2 separate regions of the Homo sapiens genome follow, and region 2 is linked to region 1. Evidence: read pairs that join two places in POLR2A ChIA-PET (ENCODE). Cell type or tissue: MCF 10A. All regions are shown on one strand. Each heading gives the region's core, and the rest is flanking DNA. Links, peaks and the distances in the headings are about the cores only.

Region 1 (8,358 bases), core at 2,195-6,194:
AGGATTACAAAAGAAACCAATTATATTGGGGTACAATTTTCAAAATAAAAGGAAACGCACCTGTAATGTAGTAATATATGTGCTTCTTTATTAACACATTAAATAGCAAGCTCTATCAACAGGTCTAGTGACAACCATGATTTTTGAAATAGTGATGTTATTTTGAGAGATATGCAACAACCGTAATAATGAAAATCTGATCTCTCTTAGTGTCAAAGTCACAGGTGCTAATATTACTGCAGTTTGTTACCCACATCCCCTGGAAGGATATGCTATATTTCTGTTAGTAATAGTGAAAATAATGATGCAATTTCCCCTCTATCCAAGTCCATGGGCTCTTTGAATTCTATTCACTGACTCCTCAGGGGTCTTTTGGATTGTGGGTTAAGAACTGTGTTTAGAGGGAGCTCTCTGAACTTCTTCTGGTTCTGAGGGCTGCACAATTAAAAGAACTGTTTTTAGAGCAAACGGAAGCCATTAGTGAATACTTCTCTCTTGCCACCTCCAAAATTGTCTCTACCCACCCACACCATCCTTTCCTTGGGTCTCAGAGATGTCCTGTTTAGGGCTCACCCTTCCACTGGGTTTTGTGTCCCAGCCCCTCCCACTTTCTTGGGGATTTCTGCTACTGAGCATCCTCTCTCTTGATTGCACGCACCTCTGTCTCAAAACCATTAGAAAATAGGGAATAGGGGCTGAGTGCAGTGGTTCACGCCTGTAATCCTAACATTTTGGGAGGCTGAAGCAGCAGGATGTCTTGAGCCCAGGAGTTTGAGACCAGCCTGGGCAACATAGCAAGACCCTGTCTCCACACACACAAAAAAATAGGGAATAAAGTGATGTCAACCTTTACACGCACATACTCAACAGTTTGGATGCATGTCTCATGGGAACCTGAGGGCCAGAGGTGCGCAAAGGGGCCCAGCAAGGACACCAAAACAAGCAACACGCAGCATTGTGTCAAATTAGCCCTGCCAGGAAACAGAGAAGAATAAAGGTGGTCTTTACTCCTGGGTGGTCTTCACTCCTGGGAGATAAAAACCACAAGATAACCCATTTAACTCTTGTGGGCACCTGCAGTTACCTCTGCAAAGACAGAGCTGCACTGGTTCCAGCTGGCTCTGAGGTGACATTGACAAATATAAAGAATCCCAATTATATCATCATCTATGTGAGGGGAAAAGAAGAACCCCAAGTGATGATTATACAGAGCCTGTCATTTCTGAGTGAGCTGGGGCACAATCTGAATGATTGGTTTAAACGCTGAAGGACTGCAGGGGACATGAAAATTACTGTGGCGAGCGTTTGAGAGGATGCTGAGGACGCATGTTGGCTGAGTGTTTGCCACTTGAATAAATGGGGCTGATGTCTGAATGAACCTGAAGGATGACAGCCTCAGGTTATGGTGACTTTACCGTTGCCTAAATCAACTGTAATTTTTCAGGCTTTGTGTAATCAGACCTTTCTGGCTGCATTTGACATATTCATCACTTGCTCTTCCTAGAAACTCCCACTTGGCTTCCAGGAAGCCTGACTCTCCTGGTTTCTTGTACTCCCCTGATTGTTCTTTTGTCTCTTCCCTGGGTTCTTTTTCTTCTGCCCCCTCTCTGGGGAGCTTATCCATCTCCTGGTTTCAATACTCCCTCTCTGCTGAGGACTTCCCAGTCTCTACTTTGAGCTCATCTTCTCCACTGAACTTCAGAATCATATAGCAAATAATTTGCTGGCCCTCTACACCAGATGCCCTAAATTAAACTCAATCATTGCCCCCTAAAACTGCTGTATCTCAATTGGTTGCAGTACTAACTTCCCAGACACCCAAGCCAGATCCTGGGACTCACGCCCTCTTCACCCCATCTAAGCAACTGCCAAGTCCTGCTGATTTAACTCCTACATACTTTTTGGATCTGGCACCTCCTCCCACCTACTTTCCTATTATCACCATCCAAAATCTCTTGCCTGTACAATTGCAACTGGTCAGACTCCACTATTGTTGCTCTTAAAAGGATCATCCAAGAAACCAGCAGAAGCCTCTTCCTAAAACCCAATTTTTATTGTTACCCACTTGCTTTCAAACCCCTTCAGTGCCCCCTCTTCACTTTTTTTTTTTTTTGGAGGGAATCTTGCTCTGTCGCCCAGGCTGGAGTGCAGTGGCACAATCTCGGCTTACTGCAGCCTCCACCTCCCAGGTTCAAGCCATTCTCATGCCTCAGCCTCCCGAGTAGCTGGGACTACAGGCGCCCACCACCACACCCGGCTAATTTTTGTATTTTTAGTAGAGACAGGGTTTCACCATGTTGGCCAGGCTGGTTTCGAACTCATGACCTCAGGTGATCTGCCCACCTCGGCCTCCCAAAGTGCTGAGATTACAGGCGTGAGCCACCGCGCCCGGCCCCCACCTCCTCACTTTTAAGGCTTTCCATAATCCGATGGCTGCTGGCTAACTTCGGCCTCTATAACACGACACTTTCCAGTAACAACACACTACTTGATACCCCCACAGTAGTGTTGCCAGATGAGGTATAGGATGCTCAGTAATTCAATTTGAATTTCAGATAAAGATGAATTTTTTTTTTTTGAGACAGAATCTTGCTCCGTCACTCAGGCTGGAGTGCAGTGGCACGATCTCAGCTCACTGCAACCTCTGCCTCCTGGATTCAAGCAATTCTCCTGCCTCAGCCTCCCTAGTAGCTGGGACTACAGGCGCCCACCACCACCCTCGGCTAATTTTTGTATTTTTAGTAGAGACGAGGTTTCATCATGTTGGTCAGGCTGGTCTCGAACTCCTGACCTCAGATGATCCACCCACCTCGACCTCCCAAAGTACTAGGTGTGAGTCACTGTGCCCGGCCGAATAATTTTTTCATATAAGTAACCCCATGCAATCTTTGGGACATGCTTATATTGTAAAACTATTTGTTATTTATCTGAAATTCAGACTTGTGGGCACCCTGTATTTTTATTTGCTAAATGTGGCAACCCTACCCCACAGATAACCCCCAGGATGGTGCGATGCCCTTTCTGAGGGTCCCACAGCTCTGAACCAACACTTACCCACCTGAGAGACTGAGGATCTATTCTGATCTCTGTATTCTTGCTACGCAACACAGAGAGCCTGGCATAGAACAGATGGCAGTGTTTGCTAAGTGAATGAATGCATATGTGTGACATAGCAATAAACCTGTATCTTCCGGTGGAATCAGTAAGTGTTGTGATCAGTATACGGTGTCAGTTCCGCTTATATCCACCTTCCTTTCACAGTCTTGGAAAAATCACCTCATGGTTTACACATCCCCCCCAGCAGGTGAGCTAGAAAGCCAGGAGTCATCTGTAGACTTAGGGAAGCCATTATAGGACCAGTTGGGTTTTCTGTTTTTTATTCAGAGTTGGGAGGAACGGGAGGGAGACGACCATCTTCTGGCGATATGAAAGTCGAGAAAGGCAAACAGGAGGGGAGCAAGAGAGGAAAAGAAGAGGATGTGAAAAGCCCGAAGGAAGGCAGGAGAGCAAGCAGGTAGGAATAAAGGCGAGGAAGCGGGAGCCAGCTGGCACCACAGCGAGGAGTGACAGCCGCCGGCAGCAGGGGCCGGGAGCTGGGAGGAGGGAGGCTCAGGCAAGCCGCGCTGAGCCTTTCTTCTCCTTCCCGGACTCCTCACCACCCATCCTGCTAACCAAGGGCCTCCACCTTGCTCGTCGTCAGAGGCAGACAGCCAGGACTTGGCCCTCTTGGGCTTCCTAGCTCTCCAGCCCGGGAGTTAGACTAGTTTTCCAACTCCCCCGGCCCCAAATCGGGAGGACAATAATGCCTTCCGCTCCGCGCCCGCCAAGGTCGAGTTAGGAAAGACTTGGAACAGAATTAAACGGCTTTGGGGAAGATGAGTCAGCCGGGCGGGGCTGCAGCTGCCAGTGAAACCCCTGCCAGTGTGATTGGGCAACAACCAGAAGTAGGGGGCCCGCGGGGTGGTGGTGCCATCTCTTAAAGGCAGTTTATGTAATAAGTCTTGATCGCGCACCCACTAAAGGGGCGGCTTTGGGGTCAGCCTCAATTTCCTCCACTGTGAAGTGGGAATATGAATACTTGACTTATCCGAAACGAATCATGTCTGCAAGGTGCCTGGGCTATAAAAAGCGGTCAGTCAGTAGTCAGGGTCGTGCTTAGTGCAGTGCCCTCCACCCTAGGCCACTTTCGCCATGTGAGACTGTCCCAAAGGCGGGGATGTGGGGTGCAGTGGGGAGCCCCTGATCGGGCACGGGCAGAAGACAAGTTCTTTTTTTTCTGCCACTTCCAGGTGAGGAAGAAAAGACGCCTGCTCCGGAACCAAGGGTTGGGTGGCGATGTACTGGCCTCACCCGCTTTAAGCAAAGTCACCTTAGATTTACCATGTTTGCTATTCACTCATTCATTTTCTTTATTAGAGGGACTGCTGATTAAACGGAAGGACTTACACTAAGACTCCAGTACGAGGCTGTACTATAGACCTGACCGAGTGAGCATGAGAAGACGAGACCCGGCAGAAGGAGGGCGACAGCGGGCACCGAGATCCACAGGTCCAGAGTCTAGTCGCCACCCACACCCTGTCTTTTGGGAGCGGTGCGCGCCATCTGCGCATGCGCTCCCCATCCCTGCCAGGTCCCCGGCGGGGTCAGCCGGCTGGCTGGTGGAGGTGCTACCCGCGCATGCGTGTCCTGCTCACAAGGCGCTCCCAGTGCGGTTGGAGTGTCTCCAGTGGAGCTGGCAGTTGGGAGGACGGAGGCCCGGCCCATAGCGGGTGGCTGTTAGGAGGTATGGATAAAGGACCTGTGTATCTTGGTGCCCGCTGTCGCCCTCCTTCTCCCGAGGTCTCGTCTTCTCACACTCACTCGGTGTGTGACAGCGACAGGTCACAGAGGGCGGTAAAGTGCGGCGCCCTTGGGGCGGTTTCGTCTGGCGCGGAGTAGAGGTGGCCGGCAGTTGTGGTTGCTCCTTTCACCTGGACTCACCTGTGTGGTCCCCTGGCAGGGACTAAAAACCAGAAGACGGAGGGGAGTGAATGTGTTTGACTCGGAGGAAACCCCTCTTGAGCCTGCCCTCACATCCTTACAAGGGACCCAGTCTGAGGTCCAGTCGTCCCCAAACCATCTACTCCCCCACCACCCCCTTCCCTGACTAAAGGCTAAATTTGGGCGGTAACCACGCCCTACCCTATCCCCTTGGAGTCCTTCAGTCAGCTCCAAAGGCCCACCCCACATTCTGGGGGCCTCTGAGTCAAAAAGGAGGGTCCATTGGGCAGGGTGGAGTTGAGGAACCTGCTGTGGAGATGTCTCTGGCCTGGGGAAACCACTGCTTCCTCATCTGCCACTGAGACTGAGGAAGACCCGCAGATGGGCCTTGGCAAGCACCCAGAAGAATAACTCCAGACCACCATTCAGGAAGTTAAGACAGTGGGAGATTGGGTTAATGACCTTGACCCCAGACCCCTGTAAGCAAAGGAAAGGGAGCCTCTGGCTGCTCCTTCTGCAGATGGTAGGTTGAGGCTTCAGGGACCTTAAAACCTAATGGTTCTTATGAATGAGAAACATTCATACCCAGTAGTACTGTTTAACTCACATACCATGTCTCAGGATCTGTTGTGAGCATATTAACTCTTATTTACTTATTTATTTATTTATTTATTATTTTATTTTATTTTTTTGAGACAGAGTCTCACTCTGTCACCCAGGCTGGAGTGCAGTGGCTTGATCTCAGCTCACTGCAACCTCTGCTTCCCGGGTTCAAGCAATTCTCCTGCCTCAGCCTCCCAAGTAGCTGGAGTTGCAGGTGCGTGCCACCAAGCCTGGCTAATTTTTTTTTTTTTTTTTTTGCTATTTTTTTAAGTAGAGATGGGGTTTCGCCATGTTGACCAAGCTGGTCTCGAACTCCTGACCTCAGGTGATCTGCCCCTCTTGGCCTCCCAAAGTGCTGGGATTGCAGGCATGAGCCACTCTGGTCAATTTTTGTATTTTTAGTAGAGACAGGGTTTCACTATGTTGGCCAGGCTGGTCTCGAACGCCTGACCTCAGGTGATCCACCTGCCTCAGCCTCCCAAAGTGCTGGGATTACAGGCATGAGCAACCGCACCCGGCCCATATTAACTCTTTTTTGTTTTGTTTTGTTTTTTGAGACAGAGTCTCGCTCTGTTGCCAGGCTGGAGTGCAGTGGCACGATCTCAGCTCACTGCAACCTCCACCTCCCGGGTTCAAGCGATTCTCCTGCCTCAGCCTCCTGAGTAGCTGAGATTACAGGCATGTGCCACTACGCCTGGCTAGTTTTTGTATTTTTAGTAGAGACGGGGTTTCACCATGTTGGCCAGGATGGTCTCGATCTCCTGACCCTGTGATCCGCCCACCTCGGCCTCCCAAAATGCTGGGATTACAGGCCTGAGCCACCGCGCCCGGCCATATTTACTCTTAGTCCTCACAACAACCCTATGAGGTAGGCATTACCATCCTCCTCGTTTTACAGATGAAGAAAGTGAGTACTGAAAAGTTAAGCCACTTCCCAAGTTCTCACAACTAGTCAGAAGCAAAGCAGGACTTCAAACTCAGGCAGTCTGGCTCCAGAGTCTGCACTCTTTTGAACACAAGTGATACTGCTCTGGGGAAGAGAACAGATAAGAGAGACCCAGTAGAGGTCAAGATTGGAACTCATTTCCTAAGCACCTTCTCTCACACTATTTCAATCTTCCAAATGACCCTGTGAGGGATGAATCTGAGGCAAAGAGAGGTTACATATTTTTAAAGAAATATATTACTCATGACACTTATTAAAGATGGTAGGGCCAGGCTTTATTCAAGGCCATGGCGACAGGTATGCAGACCACTGCAATGGGGTCTTGCAGTGGGAGAAAGATTGGACTCAACTCTAAGTCCAACAATGACAAGTGGAGATTTGTAACCAAGGAGCAGGGTAGGGTCAGTGGATGAGAAACTACTAAGAGGAAACATCTAGGACAAGGGGTTTCTGGCTAAACTGACTTGATAGGATTATTGCTGAAGGCAGGCCAGGATGATAAGAATCCAGGGTAGTCAGATACCAAGGGTGGGAAATTTCCCCTAAATTGACTTAGCAGGATTCTTGCTCAAACTAGATTCAATAAGGATAGAGAGAGTCCTTATAAGGACCTTTATAAGGACAGGTCAGGCCTAGTCAAGCAGAGTACATGGAGGAGACTGACTAAGGTTTTGGTCAAAGGAGACAGTCTTTGTCAAATATCTTGCCCAGCTGGGCAAGGTGGCACATACCTGCAATCCCAACACTTAGGGAGGCCAAGGTGGGAGGATCGCTTGAAGCCAGGAGTTCAAGACCAGCCTGGGTGACATAGCGAGACCCCATCTCTACCCCAAAAAATGTTTTGGGATTTTTCGAGACAGGGTCTTGATCTGTCACCCAGGCTGGAGTACTGTGGCGCAATTTTGCCTCACTTGCAGCCTTGACCTCCTAGGTTCAAGTGATCCTCCTGCCTCAGCCTCCAGAGGAGCTGGGACCACAGGTGTGCACCACCATGCCTCGCTAATTTGTTTTTTTTTTTTTTGTAAAGAAGGGGTCTCACCATGCTGTCCAGGCTGGTCTTGAACTCCTAGGCTCAAGCAATCCTCCCACCTAGGCCTCCCAAAGTGCTGGAATTACAGGAATGAGCCACTGCATCCGGCTACAAAATTTTTTTTTTTTAATCTTGCCCTAGGTCACACAAGTAGTAGTTGGACCAAGTTGATGAAGCAGCCTGACTCAGGCAACACATTAGTTAACCAAGACAAAAGATGAGATGAAGATCCAAGGTCTCTTCCAGCCTTGGGGCCTTTCACTACATGCATTTTTTTGTTTTGTTTTGTTTTGAGACGGAGTCTCGCTCTGCTGCCTAGGCTGGAGTGCAGTGGCGTAATCTCAGCTCACTGCAATCTCTGTCTCCCGGGTTCCAGCAATTCTACTGCCTCAGCCTCCTGAGTAGCTGGGATTACAGGTGTGGGCCACCACGCCCAGCTAATTTTTTTTTTTTAATTTTTAGTACAGACGAGGTTTCACCGTGTTGGCCAAGCTGGTCTCGAACTCCTGACCTCAGGTGATCCACCCACCTAGGCCTCCCAAAGTGCCGGGGTTACAGGCGTGAGCCACCACGCCCGGCCCACTACATGCATTTTAACAAACATTTATTTGTTAATTCAGCAGATGTTTATTATGCTGGGTGTTCTCGGAGGCACTGAGGACTCAGCAGTGAACAAAATACACGTGGTCCCTGTCTGCAACTCTCTGAAGGAGGGTGAAGGTAAAGAAACACAGCCAACATTAGTTAGTGGTAAAAACCGATTTTATTCAGTAACTACTGACAGTAGAGGAAAGAGCTG
Region 2 (4,000 bases), core at 1-4,000, 100 kb before region 1:
TTTTGTCTTTTAAAGCTTACTCTGTCTGATGTATGGAGAATGGGTTATAGTGGAGGCAAAACCAGAAACAAGAAGGCCAGCTAAGAGGCTAGTTATGAAGCCAGTTAGACAGTCCAGGCAAGAGACCGTGATAGCTTGGGCTAGGATAGTAATTGTGGAGAAAGATATGTGGACAGATTTGGAATAGATTTTTACCTGGGCAGCACTATCAATCAATATGATCTAATCAAAATTTATAGAGACTCCATCCAATAACAGCAGAATACACATTCTTCTCAAGCTGACATGGAACATGCACCAAGATAGACTATATTCTGGGCCATAAAACACACCTTAACAAATTCAAAAGGCTGGGTGTGGCGATCACACTGGTAATCCCAGCACTTTCGGGAGGTCAAGGCAGGAGGATTGTTTCAGGCCAGGCATTCAAGACTAGCCTGGGCAATATAGCGAGACCCTGTCTCAACAAAAAAATTAAAAATAAAAAAAATAGCTGGGCATGGTGGTACGTACCTGTAGTTCCAGCTACTCAGGAGGCTGAGGCAGGAAGACCCCCGCAAGCCCAAGATTTCGAGGTTGCAGTGAGCTATGTTTGCATCACTGCATTCCAGCATGAGTGACAGAGTGAGACCCTGTCTCTAAAAAGAAAAGAAAAAAAAAACCCCACAAATTTAAAAGAATAGAAATCATACAAAGTATGCTCTCAAACCACAATAGAAATAAAACAGAAACCGTCCAGGTGTGGTGGCTCATGCCTGTAATCCTAGCACTTTAGGAGGCTGAGGCGGGCGGATCACCTGAGGTCAGGAGTTCAAGACCAGCTTGGCTGACATGGTGAAACCCCATCTCTATTAAAATACAAAAATTAGCCGGGCATGATGGCGGGTGCCAGTAATCCCAGATACTCGGGAGGCTGAGGCAGGAGAATCGCTTGAACCCGGGAGATGGTTGTTGCAGTGAGCTGAGATTGTGCCAAACTGCACTCCAGCCTGGATGGCTGAGCGAGACTCCTTCTCGAAAAAAAAAGAAAAAAAAGAAATAAAATAGAAACCAGTAACTGAAAGATGGCTGGGAAATCCCCAAATATTTGGAAATTAAACAACAAATTTCTAAATAACATAGAGGTCAAAGAAGAAGTCTCAAGATAAATTTTTAAATATTTCAAATTAAGTGAAAATAAAAATGCAATTTGTTAAAATGTGTGGGATAGCAGAAAATCCCAAACAATCTATAGGGGGTACCACTCCTGGAACTAATGAAAATATATATAGCAAGGTCACAGGGTACAAGGTCAATACACAAAAAAACAATTGCTTTCCTATATACCAGCAATAAACAATTAGAATTTGAAATTTTAGGGAAGCAATACTGATTTTTTTGTTTTTTTTTTTTTAGACAGAGTCTCGCTCTGTTGCCCAGGCTAGTCTTGAATGCCTGGCCTCAAACAATCCTCCTGCCTTGACCTCCCAAAAGTGCTGGGATTACCAGTGTGATCGCCACACCCAGCCTTTTTTCTTTTTTTTTTTAGACAGAGTCTCGCTCTGTTGCCCAGGCTGGAGTGCAGTGGCATGACCTCGGCTCACTGCAACCTCTGCCTCCCAGGTTCAAGCAATTCTCCTGCCTCAGCCTCCCAAGTAGCTGGGATTACAGGTGCACGCCACCACACACGGCTATTTTTTGGTATTTTTAGTAGAGACAGGGTTTCACCATGTTGGCCAGGCTGGTTTCGAACTCCTGACCTCAAGTGATCCACCTGTCTTGGCCTTCCAAAGTGCTAGGATTACAGGCATGAACCACCACGCCCGACTGCAATACTGTTTTCAATAGCAGTAAAACAATGAAATACTTAGGAATAAAATATAACAAAATGTGTACTGGACCCAAATCTACAAAACTACAAAACATGAATGAAAGAAATCTAAATAAAGGGAGAGCTATTCCATGTTCATGAAAAAGAGGACTCAATATTTTTAGGATGTCATTTCTTTCCAACTTAATGTATATATTCAGTATCATTTCAGTCAAAATCTCAGCAAGCTATATTATAGCAATACTGAAAAACAAAGTTGGAGGATTCGCACTATCTAATGTCAAGACGCCACAGTACTATAAAGCTATGGTACACAAGACAGTGTGGTTGAGTGTGGAAAAAAACAAACTGTTTTTGCTCCGCTCTCACAGAACAATCAACACAGATTTCTGTGACCAGATGTGTGGGAGTACACACACCAAATGAGCAATCAGTTTTGTTGTGGACACCAGATGAATGTCCTCTAATTTCATGTAATTTTGATACTAACTACCCGGAGATGGCGTCAGATCTCACAGGTTGAGAGCTGTCTCCAAGAATGCCATGTTCCCCTCGCTCATCCTCACCTCCGCCTTCAGATGTGACTCCTGGTTGTTTTACCAGTGATTTTGACAGACTGGCTATAAACTGAGTTTCCACAACCCCCTCACTGAGTTCCATTAATTTGTTAGAGTAGCTCACAGAAAAGTTTCTATTCCAGATACAAGGAAAAGGGGAAGTTGTCAAAGTTTCATCATTAGACACGGTCTTCACAGAACTCAAGGAAACACTTACATAATTTATTTACTTATTTATTTATTTATTATTTTTTGTTTGTTTATTTGTTTAAGACGGAGTCTCGCTCTGTCGCCAGGCTGGAGTGCAGTGGCGCGATCTCGGCTCATTGCAACCTCCACCTCCCAGGTTCAAGTGATTATCCTGCCTCAGCCTCCCAAGTAGCTAGGACTGCAGGCACACGCCACCACGCCCAGCTAATTTTTTTGTACTTTTAGTAGAGACGAGGTTTCACCATGTTGGCCAGGATGGTCTCCATCTCCTGACTTCATGATCCACCTGCCTCGGCTCCCCAAAGTGCTGGGATTACAGGCATGAGCCACTGCGTCCGGCACTTACTTATATGTATTAGATTTTTGTTTTTTTAGTTAAACAATCATTTTATTGCTTGAGTACATAGACAATTTATGTGACCAGGGCAGAGGCTGTGGATGACTCATATTTCCAATCAAGAGGGAGGACTCACTTGGTGTTATAATATCGGGCCAAATGATGAATCCAGCTCTCTATCAGAATCAGATAGAATTTAGCATCCTTATCTGATTCGTGAGGGAGTCAGGCCCTTCCTTGGCCAGTTTGTCAATCTTCTCCTTCACGTTATCGGAAGTCAACGTCAGCCACCAGGAGCATGCATGCGACCCATGATGGCAACGGTCAGGCAGCAAAAGGGTATTGGATTATTATAAGGAATATTACAAGGGATATAGATGAAAAGATGCATGGGGCAAGGCCTGTGGGAAGGGGCACAGTGCTTCATGCCTTCTCCGAGTGTGCCACCCTCCAGGAGTCTCCACGTGTTTTGCTATCTGGAATCTCCCCAAGCTCTGGCCTTTTGGGTTGTTATGGAGGCTTTATTATGCAGACATGATTGATTAAATCATTGGTCATTGGTGATCAGCTGAACCTTCCGGGCCCCTCTCCCCTCCCCTGAGGTGGGGAAATGGGGCTGAAAGTCCCAACTCTCTAATCCTGCCTTGGTTTTTTGGGGACCAATCCCCAATCCTGAAGCTACCTAGGGGCTGTTGGCCATCAGCCAACTCATTGACATATAAAAAGACATCACTTTGGAGATTTTAAAGGATTTTAGGAGTTGTATGTCAGGAAATGGGGAAGACCAAATATACATTTTATAATAATCACCGTGGTGTTAAAGAAAGAATGCATACAGAGATCAATAGAACAGAGTGGAATATATTTTGAGGTAAAGCCAATAGGACTTGTTGGAAATATGAGTTGAGGAAAAAAAGGAATCAAGCACCGTCTGTAAGAGATGGGGGAAAGATCAGGTTAGAGAACGTAAAATGTCTTCCCAACTTTAAGTTTTAATCAAGGATTTTCGGGTCTATGATTCTTTGAGCTGCCCCCCATATTCCTCCTAACACTACAGCTATTCTTGGGGCTGAGGTCTCCCTAATT

Evidence for each region. Peaks named below come from ENCODE experiments on the same cell type or tissue, not always from the same donor. Only the 100,000 strongest peaks of a DNase experiment are listed, where the experiment ranks them.
Region 2: POLR2A ChIA-PET joins it to region 1 with 5 read pairs; 2 of 35 experiments call an interaction of 5 or more read pairs at or near these places.

Annotation. Positions count from the first base shown.
Region 1 is chrX:53,437,130-53,445,487 of GRCh38, forward strand. No RefSeq gene overlaps it. Among named protein-coding and RNA genes, the nearest start is that of HSD17B10, 6.9 kb to the left of the region's middle. In MCF 10A, for the core only: no CTCF peak of the experiment used is centred there; DNase peaks (open chromatin) are centred at 3,852 and 4,652.
Region 2 is chrX:53,334,788-53,338,787 of GRCh38, forward strand. No RefSeq gene overlaps it. Among named protein-coding and RNA genes, the nearest start is that of IQSEC2, 15 kb to the left of the region's middle. In MCF 10A, for the core only: no CTCF peak of the experiment used is centred there; no DNase peak of the experiment used is centred there.